Regions from separate parts of the Homo sapiens genome. Here region 1 is linked to region 2. The links are chromatin loops, found by intact Hi-C in ENCODE. Cell type or tissue: psoas muscle. All regions are shown on one strand. Each heading gives the region's core, and the rest is flanking DNA. Links, peaks and the distances in the headings are about the cores only.

Region 1 (2,907 bases), core at 167-2,666, 82 kb before region 2:
AAAAGGATGTGGGCCACCAAGCTCTCTTCCCAGGTATCTGGGGATGGAACTCTAACAAACTGAGTGGCTACTGCCCTTAACTGGTGCTCACCTCCCCTCTGGGGACGCAATTTATGTCACCTGCAAAACAAGGAGATTCAGACCGAATGACCCACCTGGCTTCTGTTCAAGATCTCCGAAACGCAGGGCAGGAATCAGCTCCGACCTGGCCCCATGTCTGGGGAATGATGCTGTGGGACACAGCACACAGGTTTGAGGGGCAGCCCACCCTATCACCCACCTCCCTCCAGTATTCTAGCCAGCATGCCTGTGTCTGTTGGAAAAAAAGAAAAGCCCCAAAAATCTGGAGAGGTCAGGTTCTCCTGCAGCCAGGCATGACCTGCTTCAAACACTTAAACTCTTGCAAAACCTTTAAGGGAGAGCGGCTGTGAAGCAAATAGGATGTGGGTTTCTTTATTAAAGGGAGTGGCCCCAAGCCCAACAGGTCTTCAGCTCTCTGGCCTGATAAAGGAGTATCTTTCTCTCCAAGAAAGGGGTGCCCTGAAGTCTCAAAAGCCAGAGACACCAACCCCATTCGCGTCTTCTTAAAGTGACAGTTAAATTGCTACCAGGGCAAACACCAGAATAAAAGTAGGTAGGCTTCCAGAAGGTTTGTCTGAAGAATGAGTTGTAGAATCCCCACAGGGTTGTCCTTCTTATAAGGACAACGACCTGTTGATGACTTCATTCTCGTGGCCCAGAACACTGCCCAGGATATACAGCAGATGCTCCATAAATACCTGCACACAGAGAAAAGCAGTCTCATATCTTCATGGTTTTATCTGTACAGAGCTCTCTGTCTGCCATACATTAAAAAAAATGTAACCCATCTAAATCCTGCTGACACTCAGTTTTTACCATCAAAAGATTTTCACTGACTTCCTGATGATGATGAGCCCAACACAAGGTGGCCTGTTCCAGGCTCTCCGGCATCTGAAAACTGAAATAAGGTGGACTTTTTGACTTAATTCTTGCCCACCTGGGCAGCCCAGAGGTCTCACAGGGGCAGTAATTTTGCTCATGAACACAGCCTCATTTTGGTGCAATTCAGGATAGTGGTGAAGAATGTGGGCCATGCAGCCGCATTACCTGGGTCCAAGTGCCAGTTCTGTCAGGCTGTGTGACCTTGGGAAACTGACTTGGCCTCTCTGTGTCTTTGTTTCATTTGTAAAACAGGAAGCATAAGAATACCTGCAACTTTTGAGTTAATGCTTAAGGAACTTATAAACAGGGCTTGCAAGTATATAAATATTAGCAAATTGTTACCATTATTACTGTTGCATTAATCTAATAACCATGTTGAAAATACAATTCTTCCTGTCGGCTTCTTAAAAAATATATTCGCATACATATGCATAATTTTATATGAAAAGGGTATTATAAACAGGATTTTACTTCCTTATCTTCCTGGTTGCCTTTCTGTAAAAGATACACATCCTTCCATCCTTTTCTCCAACCTAATGTCACCTTATACATATAACACACGTGTATATTATGGTTATTGTTTATTTTCCAAAAGAACTGTGTTACATATACCTCTCAGCATCCTACTTTTCATATGAGGACCACGTGAAAATCCCCCCAAGTTACTGGGGAGGTCCCTCTGCCTCAATGACTGTGAAATCAAAGACCTGCCCCCACCCCAACCACCCGTGGCATTTCTCCCTAGTGTGAGACTAGGAGTACAGAATCTTTTAAAACAGAAAAAAAAATAGTGACAACAAAAAACCACAGTTTCTTGTTTGGCAAGCGGAGCTCCAATGAGAAGAAAAACTTTTGTCTCCTCCCTCCAAAAAGCAGAACCACAGAAAGCATTCTGGGAGCTTTCTGCCCACAATCCCTGTTCCTCAGAGACTCCCATCCTGGTCGGTTCCGGGCAGACCCTCTGTGTCTCTATAGCTCTCTGTCCTCAGCCACGGGGAGACCTTCGAGGAGCTGCTGACCAACTCCCACCCACCGGCCTCTCTGCCCACCCACCCAGGCCCTCTCTTCTCTTTCGACCACTGCCCAGCTGACACACCCCATCATGGGAGTTACTGGCACCTGCCCCTGAGGTGCCTCCCCTTGGCAGGTGGGCCCAAGGTCTACTCAGCCTCCTCTAGGGGAGTGGGGGGCAAGCTTCACCACATCCCTGTGACGCAGGTGCTACACTGTGCCCGTTGGACAGATGTGGAAACTGAGGCACAGAGCAAGTCAGTGATCAGCCCAAGGTCACCTACAGTCCAAGTGGAAGAAGCCTGGATTTGAACACCAGCAGCATGACTCCAGAGCCTCACTCAACCCTCGTGCCATGAACAGACCCGGAGCCCAGAGCAAGAACTCGGCAGCCTGCCATTTCTATCCGTCCACAGTTCTTCCCATTCTGTGGAGAAAAGAATGGGAGTCACAGAGGGCAAGTAACAGGAGGAAGCGCAGGCGGAGGTGAAACATCACACAGACCTGGGTTCAAATCCCAGTTCTGCCACCTTAATAAATCATGTGCCAAGCCCTTCTTGGATCAGCCAAAGGCGGTCTATCAAGTGGCTGGGGACATGAGTTGTGGGGTCAGGCAGCCTAGGATCAAATCCTGGCAATGCTGTCCACCTGACCCAGAGCAGCTCACTTAGATTCACTTTGCCTCAGTTTCCTCACCTCTCAATGGGGATAAAAACAGCATCCCCTTCATAAAGAAAATTAAATGAGTTGACACATGCAAAGTGCTTAGAATGGCAAGTGATGAATCAAAGTCAGTTCCTGCACAGCAATGACTGTCATTGTTTTCATCATGACTAACGCTGCCCAGAGCACACGGGGAGTACCCCACATAGCCAGGGCCTCGAAATGATTCGAGCCAAGGTTCTGAGTCAAAACCCCAGGCACTGTTTCCCC
Region 2 (2,907 bases), core at 258-2,757:
GATGAATTCTATGCAGCCACAAGTCTGGGAGATAATGTTTACCAGACCAGAGAGAATCTGTAATTCCTACGGCCTTGGTACCTTCAGGAATAGAGAGATTCTATTGCCAAATAATGACTTCCAGGTGGTGCATTAATGACAACAGTGGGTAGTTTTGGTCCCCTCTGCCGCTGGGCCCAGGGGACTCTGGGAACCATCACCCTTGGTGGGATCTGGCTTGGGAGTTGGCCCTAAATCGCCTGCCATGGGAGCGGGTTTAGAGGGGAAGCAGTGGCCCCCCAGGAGGTCAGGGGTCCTAGAGTCATCTAGAAGAACAACAGAAAGAAATACCTAGGGCAGGTCAGGCGCGGTGGCTCACGCCGGTAATGCTAGCACTTTGGGAGGCCAAGGTGGGCAGACCAGCTGAGGTCAGGTGTTTGACACCAGCCTGGCCGACATGGCGAAACCCCGTCTCTACTAAAAATACCAAAAAAAATTAGTTGGGCATGGTGGTGGGCGCCTGTAATCCCAGCTACTGGGGAGGCTAAGGCAGGAGAATTGCTTGAACCCGAGAGGTGGAGGCTGCAGTGAGTCATGATCGTGCCTCTGCACTCCAGCCTGGGCGACAGAGCAAGAATCTATCTCAAAAAAAAAAAAAAAAAGGGCCAGGCACAGTGGTTCATGCCTGTAATCCCAGCACATGGGGAGGCCAAAGTGGGAGGATCACGAGGTCAGGAGCTCAAGACCATCCTGGCTAACACGGTGAAACCTCATCTCCACTAAAAATACAAAAAATTAGCTGGGTGTGGTGGCACGTTCCTTTAGTCCCAGCTATTCGGGAGGCTGAGGCAGGAGAATCACCTGAACCCGGGAGGCGGAGGTTGCAGTGAGCCGAGAAGGCGCCACTGCCACTGCACTCCAGCCTGGGCGACAGAGCAAGAAAGAAAGAGAGAGAGAGAGAGAGAGAAAGAAAGAAGAGAAAGAAAGAAAAGAAAGAAAGAAAGAGAGAGAGAAAGACCTAGGGCAGCAGACACCAGGCTTTGGTCTGTGAGGCTCTGATACCCCGCCCCCCACAAGCTGCTGAATGTCCTTGGAGAATGAGAGGCGAGGGGATGGGAGGCAATGGGGCTGAAATCACTTCTAGGAAGGAACTACCCTCTGTGCTTTCCCATCAGGCAACTGAAGGAGCAAGTTCCCGGGGCTGGAAGCACAGCAATGAGAGGGAAGCACAGAGGTCACGGGTGACAGTGGGGAAAACGAGGCAGCAGTGGAAATGTATCAGAAGCAAAATGTGCTGGGTTTTGCCTAAGGCTAGCAATGCAAAACAAATCAGGAAAGTCCCCTGGACTTCGTGAGGTGGGCTCAGGCACACATGGAAAATTGTGGTGAGGGAGGAGATTTTTTCCTAATTAGCACTGAGGGATCCAATAAGCCAAACCTTTTTCACACATGACATAGCTATCAGATTTTATCCCGGTGCCAGGGAAGCTCACGAGAATGATTCTGAGACAAGATGATGAAGCCAAAATCTTTCCCCCGGCTTTTTTTTTTTTTTTTTTTTTTTCTAAAGTGTAAAACAGGACCAGGTGGTGAGTCTAGTTGAACTGCTCGAGCATTGGTGCTCTCTGGTGGCCAATATAGAAATTGCATTGGCAGCGGTGCAAAAGTTTTCCTTTTTATGAAAAAAGTCAGATAATCTAAGAGGTGTTGCAGAAGCTAGCATTGCTTAAGAGGGATGTTTATTGGAAGGTGTAATCTTGGAGTTAGAATCTTTAACATGCTTCTTCTGAAACCAGCTTTTCCTCGTTCTCTGTCTTGGTAAATGGCCTGACCACCCATTGTTCCCCAAGTAAGAAACGTGGGGGTCACACTAGACACCTACTCTCCCTCATCTTCACACTCAGGCAGTCCCTGAGGCTTGTGCCCTTAACTGTCTAAATTTGCCTTTTTCTTCTTCTTTTTTTTTTTTTTTTCCTGAGACGGAATCTCATTCTGTCACCTGGGTTGGAGTACAATGGTGTGATCTCGGCTCACTGCAACCTCCACCTCCCGGGTCAAGCGATTCTCCTGCCTCAGCCTCTGGAGTAGCTGGGATTACAGGCATATGCCACCACGCCCAGCTAATTTTTGTATTTTTAGTAGAGACAGAGTTTCACCATGTTGGCCAGGCTGGTCTCCAACTCCTGGCCTCAGGCGATCTGCCCACCTCAGCCTCCCAAAGTGCTGGGATTATAAGCGTGAGCCACCATGCCTGGCCTTTTTTCTTTATTTCTTTTTTCTTTTCTTTTCTTTTTTTTTTTTTAAAGTTTGGGTCTGCTCTGTCACCCAAGCTGGAGTGCAGTGGGTGACAGAGCTCTCTGAGACCTCAAATTCCTGGGCTCAAGCAACAGTCCCACCTCCGTCTCCAAAACCACTGGGATTACAGGTGCAAACCACTGGGATTACAGGTGCGAGTCACTGGGATTACAGGTGCGAGCCACTGGGATTACAGGTGCGAGTCACTGGGATTACAGGTGCGAGTCACTGGGCCCTGCCTACCTAGCATCGCTTCTGTCATATTCTGTTAGCAACACTCTCCAAAGCCCAACCAGTTTCAAGGGGAGGGGATGTAGACCTCACCTTTCAATGAGAAGAGTGTCAACGAATTTGTGGACTTTATTTCAAAACAGCCACAACAACTAATTCCTGATAAAAACTGAAAATATGACATAATAAGGCTTTAACCACCCCCACGTTTGTTTATGTGTTTATGATCTGTTTCCCACGCTACAAATTAAGCTTGATGAGGGTAAAGACTTGGGCATTTTGCCCACTGCAGTGTCCCTGAGGCCAAGGACAGGGCTGAAGAATTACACGGTGATTAGATCAGAGGAAATATCACCGTCTCCCCTCCTCCTGTCTATTTTAGGCCAAAGCATCCTTCAACAT

The links. Peaks named below come from ENCODE experiments on the same cell type or tissue, not always from the same donor. Only the 100,000 strongest peaks of a DNase experiment are listed, where the experiment ranks them.
Region 1: a loop joins it to region 2, with 2.5 times the contacts of the local background. A loop is called at or near these places in 37 of 110 quality-filtered maps.

Annotation. Positions count from the first base shown.
Region 1 is chr20:48,821,251-48,824,157 of GRCh38, forward strand. All of the region lies in intron 1 of PREX1 (phosphatidylinositol-3,4,5-trisphosphate dependent Rac exchange factor 1), which reads right to left. Among named protein-coding and RNA genes, the nearest start is that of PREX1, 5.3 kb to the right of the region's middle. RefSeq lists enhancers at 2,567-2,616, 2,907. In psoas muscle, for the core only: no CTCF peak of the experiment used is centred there; no DNase peak of the experiment used is centred there; H3K27ac peaks cover 272 bases.
Region 2 is chr20:48,903,614-48,906,520 of GRCh38, forward strand. No RefSeq gene overlaps it. Among named protein-coding and RNA genes, the nearest start is that of ARFGEF2, 17 kb to the right of the region's middle. In psoas muscle, for the core only: a CTCF peak has its summit at 1,616 (motif pointing left); a DNase peak (open chromatin) is centred at 1,614.